Linked DNA regions of Homo sapiens: region 2 is linked to region 1. Evidence: read pairs that join two places in POLR2A ChIA-PET (ENCODE). Cell type or tissue: GM12878. All regions are shown on one strand.

Region 1 (4,000 bases):
TGTGATTTTTTTTTTTTTTTGAGACGGAGTTTCTCTCTTGTTGCCCAGGCTGGAGTGCAATGGTGTGATCTCTGCTCACTGCAACCTCCGCCTCCTGGGTTCAGGTGATTGTCCTGCCTGAGCGTCCCAAGTAGCTGGGATTACAGGCGCCTACCACCACACCCGGCTAGTCTTTGTATTTTTAGTAGAGACAGGGTTTCACCATGTTGCCAGGCTGATCTCGAACTCCTGACCTCAGGTGATCCACCCACCTCGGCCTCCCAAAGTGCTGAGATTACAGGCGTGAGCCACCACGCCCAGCTGCTATGTGATTTTTAACTCTGCATGTGTTTCATTTCTGAAGGAAAATAATTAGGAAACACTATTGATGGATTAGCTTGAGTTTATATCCAGCAATCTCTTCACTGATTAGTACCATGTTGGAAGGTGGGACATGGACATGATGGCTGGAGCAAGTGTAGTCATCTTGAACCATGAGGCGACCATAGGAATAGAGGCCACACTAGTGGCACAACAAAATAGAAGGAACCTGAGCCCTGATTCCGTAAAGGACCATGACACCACTGGACGGCTGCCTCTGGGCTCTGTGTGAGAGGGAAATAAACCACCTCGTGTCACTGTTGTTTTGGATTTTCTGTCACTTGTGCCCTTTAAGTCTTAGACTCTACTTCTGGAAAGCCCCTATATCCTAAGACTGGGTAACTTCCCCCCTTGTATGTTATTCAAACACCCCACCCTTCAGCCCTTTCTTAGCATTCTCTACACTTTTCTGTAGTTGACCTTTCACTCCCCCTAGATAGTAACTTCTCTAAGGACAGGCAGAGACTCTATTTTATACATCATTTTATGCAGATGCTGGAAACTGCTAACGCTAAAAAAAAAAAAAAAAAAGAAGAAGAAGAACTTGTGAATGTGACAGACACGATGATTCTACCAAGGGTGTTGAGGGGAAATGACACACTGCTGCCTACGCTCTCTCTCCGTGTCCTAAGTCGTTGCCACATTATCTTCTGGGGCCACAGGGTGCTGGCCCTCCTGAATAACCAAAGATAGAGAATTAGGACGAAGGAGGGAGGAAGAGAAAATTGCAGGAAATTCAAGTCATGGGAGGGAAGTGGCATTGGGAAAAAGGGTGCTCTTTCTATTTGGTTCCTGCTATTTTCGACTTTGGGCCTTTTGCAACTTCCCTTGGCTCTAGCCCCTCCTCCAGTCCTGGTCTCTTATCACACATACACCTATGTTCCCACGTTCTATACCTCAATTACACCCAATTTCATTCATAAGTGGAGTGGCCCTGATTAATGCAAAATTTTTAAGAAGTTATAAACACAAACAACCCCAGTTACAGAAGGGGGTACCTTACTCTGTTTCTCACATTCACTTCATTCCTTTGTTCATTCCACATGCATTCACTGAATACCCACACTGCTAAGACCTGCGGATACACAGATGAACAGATACCCTCTCCAGCCTCAAGGATGTCACATTTTTGGTTGAGATTGGAGAGAAAACAAAGTATCTCTAGCCCAAGATAACTCAATCCTTCAAATGACCCTGATCAGGAACAAAAAATATGACACTACGTTGAAGTATATACATTGCATTGCCTCTCTACCCCCTTCTAAAAAGTGAGGGTTTCATTTTGCTTCTTTGCTTGCTTGTTTGCTCAGCTGCTCAGCCCTGGACCTTGTCATACTGGTTGAATGGACGGACAGGTAACGTAAACAAGTAAGGAAGACAAGACAAGGAAGTTAAGAGTTCGAGGTAATGAGACATTTGAGAAGCTGAGGTATTGCGAGAGATTTGGGAACTGGGTTGGAAGAGCAGTTTTGTTGTTGTTTTGGGGGTTTTTTGTTTGTTTTTGAGACAGAGTCTCGCTCTGTCACCCAGGCTGGAATACAGTGGCACGATCTCGGCTCACTGCTACCTCCGCCTCCCGGGTTCAAGCAGTTCTCCTGCCTCAGCCTCCCCAGTGCTGGGACTATAGGCGCGTACCACCACGCCTGGCTAATTTTTAATATTTTTAGTACAGATGGGATTTCACCGTGTTAGCCAGGATGGTCTCAATCTCCTGACCTCAAGATCTGCCCACCTCAGCCTCCCAAAATGCTAGGATTACAGGTGTGAGCCACTGTGCCCGGCCGGAAGAGCAGTTTTTAAAGGAAGTTTTGCTATGTGGCATGTAGAATCTCTAGTTTGGTCTTCAGATGATTGCCAGTGAAGAGTTACTTTATCTTTTTATCTCTAGAGTTGGGAGTCAGATCTCTCTGGCTGGTTTCTCACTTTTTTTTTTTTTTTTTTTATTGACCATTCTTGGGTGTTTCTCGCAGAGGGGGATTTGGCAGGGTCATAGGACAATAGTGGAGGGAAGGTCAGCAGATAAACAAGTGAACAAAGGTCTCTGGTTTTCCTAGGCAGAGGACCCTGCGGCCTTCCGCAGTGTTTGTGTCCCTGGGTACTTGAGATTAGGGAGTGGCAATGACTCTTAACGAGCATGCTGCCTTCAAGCATCTGTTTAACAAAGCACATCTTGCACCGCCCTTAATCCATTTAACCCTGAGTGGACACAGCACGTGTTTCAGAGAGCACAGGGTTGGGGGTAAGGTCATAGATGAACAGGATCCCAAGGCAGAAGAATTTTTCTTAGTACAGAACAAAATGAAAAGTCTCCCATGTCTACTTCTTTCTACACAGACACAGCAACCATCCGATTTCTCAATCTTTTCCCCACCTTTCCCCCTTTTCTATTCCACAAAACCGCCATTGTCATCATGGCCCGTTCTCAATGAGCTGTTGGGTACACCTCCCAGACGGGGTGGTGGCCGGGCAGAGGGGCTCCTCACTTCCCAGTAGGGGCGGCCGGGCAGAGGCACCCCTCACCTCCCGGACGGGGCGGCTGGCCGGGCGGGGGGCTGACCCCCCCACCTCCCTCCCAGACGGGGCGGCTGGCCTGGCGGGGGCTGACCCCCACTTCCCTCCCAGACAGGGTGGCTGCCGGGCGGAGGGGCTCCTCACTTCTCAGACTGGGCGGCTGCCGGGCGGAGGGTCTCCTCACTTCTCAGACGGGGCGGCCAGGCAGAGACGCTCCTCACCTCCCAGACGGGGTCGCGGCCGGGCAGAGGCGGTCCTCACATCCCAGACGGGGCGGTGGAGCAGAGGCGCTCCCCACATCTCAGACGATGGGTGGCCGGGCAGAGACGCTCCTCACTTCCTAGATGGGATGGCGGCCGGGAAGAGGCTCTCCTCACTTCCTAGATGGGATGGCGGCCGGTCAGAGACGCTCCTCACTTTCCAGACTGGGCAGCCAGGCAGAGGGGCTCCTCACATCCCAGACGATGGGCGGCCAGGCAGAGATGCTCCTCACTTCCCAGACGGGGTGGCGGCCGGGCAGAGGCTGCAATCTCGGCACTTTGGGAGGCCAAGGCAGGCGGCTGGGAGGTGGAGGTTGTAGCGAGCCGAGATCACGCCACTGCACTCCAGCCTGGGCACCATTGAGCACTGAGTGAACGAGACTCCGTCTGCAATCCCGGCACCTCGGGAGGCCGAGGCTGGCGGATCACTCGCGTTTAGGAGCTGGAGACCAGCCCGGCCAACACAGTGAAACCCCGTCTCCACCAAAAAAATACGAAAACCAGTCAGGCGTGGCGGCGCGCGCCTGCAATCGCAGGCACTCGGCAGGCTGAGGCAGGAGAATCAGGCAGGGAGGTTGCAGTGAGCCGAGATGGCAGCAGTACAGTCCAGCTTCGGCTCGGCATCAGAGGGAGACCATGGAAAGAGAGGGAGAGGGAGACCGTGGGGAGAGGGAGAGGGAGAGGGCGAGGAGGGAGAGGGAGAGGGCGAGGGAGAGGGAGAGGGAGAGGGCGAGGGCGAGGGCGAGGGAGAGCCTGGTTTCTCACTTCTGCTTCCTCCTTGTGGCTCCCACGCTGTGCCGAGCCATTCAGCCTGCACAATCCAGACAATGGATTTGCCTCTGAAGTAGGGGCTGGCAGCTGCCTACAAA
Region 2 (4,000 bases), 260 kb after region 1:
AAAAGGAAGAGATGTCAAGAGCTACACCCCCGCCCGCCAATGTCCCAAACCCAGGATTCTAGTCACAACTAAGTCCCCCCAGAGGAAACTCAAAAGCCTGGCAATATTTCAATTAGTGCAGACTTTTCTTATTGTCCTCACCCATACAGAATTCCAAACCCACTCACCCCCAATCTCCATCTTTAGAGATTACGAAGATTAAAACTTATTGTAACTTTGACTGCCGTTTGGGCTGGCTGGTCATCAGTTCAAACATTGACAGCTAGCAATTTTTTAATTATAGATCTGTCAGGCTAGAGTTGACCATTGCCAGAACTTCCCCCACAGTAAATATACTTCCTAATTTGGAAAAACCACCCCCACCACCAGCCCCAAAACATCACAAAATAACTTGCAGAACAACAGTCACCACCTACCCCAAGTATACTAGAGTTATCAAGGTCTTTAATCCCCATCACCCACCATTATCACAGGACCATCTAATGACCACCAAGAGTTCAAGGTGTTCACTCTGAAATCTCGTCCCTCAGATGACCCTGCTAGACATAAAGCCCCAGGGTCAGGGGCAGTAACAAGATGGCAGAAAAAGCAACTACCCACTTAATCATTGCTTTCTTCGGCACCAGTACGTCCTCAGGATAGTTCTCTTTCAGAGATCAATCCAACCTGATCCCAGGAAAAAGAAATCCAACCCCATCAGAGCACAAAACAGTGCAACAGTAGTTTCTGAAAATGCCATCACCTCCCAGTGCTCTCCCTCCAGCCCACCCCTAAGCATTTTTGGTTACCCACACTCACCCAGGAGAAGCTGCCCACATAAACGGCAGCTCGTCTATTACGCAGGCCACTGTAGGTATACAGAATTGCAGGGGTCTTGTTGTTGGGCTTGGGAGATGGCTCCTGGCGAACAGGAGGAGGTGGTTCAGTGCTGCTGCTTCTGTCATCTGAGGGCTGTGAGGTGGCTGTCAGCACATCATCATACAGGTCAATCTGATCTGTATTGTTGAACTCTGGGTCCTAAGAGATGAGGGGTTGGCAAAGGTAGGTCTGCAAACTTCATTTTGTTCATTCTATTTCACTCTAGTTTATTAGAATCCAGTTAAATACTTGGTAAAACATGTACAAAACTTCCTTGTCCTACCCCAGGAAACAAAGTAAGAAAAACCTCCTTTTGAAACTGTATCACTTAATTATGCTTATGTACATTTTTTTCCCCTCAAGATTCTGTTAATAGTCTGTAAAGTTTCTGGCTTTAGCCAACGGCAAGAATCAAAAAGCACTGGGTGATTAAGCAAGCAAAGAAAGAATGCATAATGAGATGCATGGGCTGCTGTTATCAATAAGGTCAGCTTCTAAAGACCACATCTAAGATAAGCTAATGAAAACTTATTTTCAGTATCTTATGCTATTTCCAAAATCAAGTGTTACATAAAATTCACTTGTCTATTTAATAATAAATTTATTTAGAAACAGAATGCAGAGGAAAAGCATGAAAGTGGGTACAAAAATGCAGAAAAGATTGGGAGTTACTGATTTAAATCCCTTGATTGGTATAAATGATTTAGGAAAGCTCTAAACTCATTGTACACAATCCCATCTTTCCATCGGAGAAAATAAAAAATAAATAAAAGGGAAGGGAATAACAACAGGGGTTTTCCCCTACTAAGTTCTATTTCTTAAATGACATACAGGCCCAATGCATTACCATGACATGTATCTAGGAGACTTTTTTTTTTTTTTGAGACAGGGTCTCACTTTGTCACCCAGGCTGGAGGGCAGTGGTGCAATTACAACTCACTGCAGCTTCAACCTCCTGGGCTCATGTGATCCTCCCACTTCAGTCTCCCAAGTAACTGGGGACTACAGACATGCGCAACCATGCCCAGCTAATTTTCAAATTTTTTTTGTAGAGACAGGGTTTCACCATGTTGCCCAGGCTAGTCTGGAACTCCTGGACTCAAGTGATCCACTGGCCTCGGCCTCCCAAAGTGCCGGGATTACAGGGGTGACTACCATGCCCAGCCAATATTCAATGATATACAAAAAACAGTTAAAGTTCTCTAAAATATAAGGGCCAGAAAACAGGACAAGAACATAAACTGTATCACACAGTAAGCATTTACAATATGAATATGTATTATGGAAAATGTGCAAAATACATATTCTGCCTATGTGATATCTTACTTACTATATACCAAAACCCCTAAAACTACAACTACTACTACTACGATACAGGACCTTAATGTTTAGGATTTTACAGGCTGGGTGCAGTGGCTCACGCCTTGTATCCCAGCACTTTAGGACGCAGAGATAGGCAAACTGCTTGAGCCCAAGAGTTTCAGACCAGCCTGGGCAACATGGTGAAACCCTATCTCTACAATAAATACAAAAATTAGTTGGGCATGGTGGCACACATCTATAGTCCCAGCTACTCGAGAGGCAGAAGGATCACTCGAGCCCGGGAGGTTGAGGTTGCAGTGAGCCAGCCTGGGCAACAGAGTGAGACCCCATATCAAAAAAAAAAAAAAAAAAAAAAAAAGGGTTCAGGATTCTACAATGTAATTACCTCAGAGAAATCTTTTTTTTTTTTTTTTTTTTTGAGACACAGTCTTGCTCCATTGCCCAGGCTGGAGTGCAGTGGCGCCATCTCAGCTCACTGCAACCTCTGCCTCTTGGGTTCAAGTGATTCTCCTGCCTCAGCCTCCTGAGTAGCTGGGATTACAGGCACACACCACCATGCCCAGCTAATTTTTGTATTTTTAGTAGAGATGGGGTTTCACCATGTTGGTCAGGCTGGTCTCAAACCCTTCATCTCGTGATCTGCCCACCTCGGCCTCCCAAAGTGCTAGGATTACAGGCGTGAGCCACCGTGCCTAGCCTCAGAGAAATCTTTTTAAGGATTAGACAAGCATTTTATTTTTATTACAAGAATTAGACAAAACATTCAAACAATGCTAAAGATAATGCTGCCAAAATGACAGAGACAGCAAGTAGTTCAGTGTTTTAAGGATGCTACGGCAGTTTCATATTGCTATTCTTTTAAAAAGGGAATAAAGGAGGCACCTAAGTTGGGAAACTTGTCTAGTACCCTGAAGAAACAGTTTCTCCAAGGCAACTAAAGACAGGCGGCTCCCTTAACTTTCTCCCTCCAATATCACGGCAATAACTGCTAATTCTGAAGTGATCTGAAGACGACTCACTAAAAAATTTACTCTTAGACCAGTCCTTGTATTATAAGAACCTTTGGAAACAATCTTTCAGTTTTTCAGTTTATCTGAAGTACAGTGGAAGAAAATGCACACTAAGAGAATAATCTTGGGTTGTTCTGATAGAGAAGGGGGAAGGATTCTACTTCCTAAAGCATATAAATAATTTCAAATATTAAAACACTCTAAGAAACCCACCAGGAGGGCTTAACCCTTGTAAAAACGTTAGAAAAAGAATATCAAGAGACAGTAAACTTTTAGGGGGCAACTTAACAACAAGAAATTAGTGAGGCAAATAAGCACAGGAAGCTTGTTCCATGTAGTCAAATCCATCAAAAAGGATTGTGCATAAAAAGGGTCAGCATGTAAAGAATGAGGAGAGAAGCTAACACTGGAGAGGACAGGGTGGATAATAAAGTAAGGTGAGGTCAGCTAGGGCTAATGAGTGGGAAAACATTTTGTGTGTAAGTAATCACTATAAAATATTTCATAGCTGTTACGTCTCAAACTATCCCAACTCTATAGACAAATCACTCTTCTATTCATGTACCAGGTATGGTGAGTTGCTCCTGTGGTTCAAGGTAGAGAAAGGATTTATATACATCACTTGATCCCATCCAATGCTCAAATCCTTAGAAAGCACTACTTCACACCAAGATTCTTCTTTTTTTCTGAGATAGAGTCTCACTTTGTCACCCAGGTTGAAGTGCAGTGGCGCAATCTTGGCTCACTGCAACCTCCGCCTCCTGGGTTCAAGTGATTCTCCTGCCTCAGCCTCCCGAGCAGCTGGAATT

The links. ChIA-PET counts read pairs that join two places held together with the same protein. Peaks named below come from ENCODE experiments on the same cell type or tissue, not always from the same donor. Only the 100,000 strongest peaks of a DNase experiment are listed, where the experiment ranks them.
Region 2: POLR2A ChIA-PET joins it to region 1 with 5 read pairs; 4 of 35 experiments call an interaction of 5 or more read pairs at or near these places.

The regions. Positions count from the first base shown.
Region 1 is chr11:61,163,475-61,167,474 of GRCh38, forward strand. No RefSeq gene overlaps it. Among named protein-coding and RNA genes, the nearest start is that of VPS37C, 4.0 kb to the left of the region's middle. RefSeq lists an enhancer at 2,161-2,838 and a silencer at 3,691-3,840. In GM12878, no CTCF peak of the experiment used is centred here; no DNase peak of the experiment used is centred here; H3K4me3 peaks cover 1,969 bases; H3K27ac peaks cover 2,403 bases.
Region 2 is chr11:61,420,592-61,424,591 of GRCh38, forward strand. It overlaps CPSF7 (cleavage and polyadenylation specific factor 7), which reads right to left. Exons shown (of 10, transcript NM_001142565.3): 3 at 799-1,017. Among named protein-coding and RNA genes, the nearest start is that of CPSF7, 7.4 kb to the right of the region's middle. In GM12878, no CTCF peak of the experiment used is centred here; no DNase peak of the experiment used is centred here.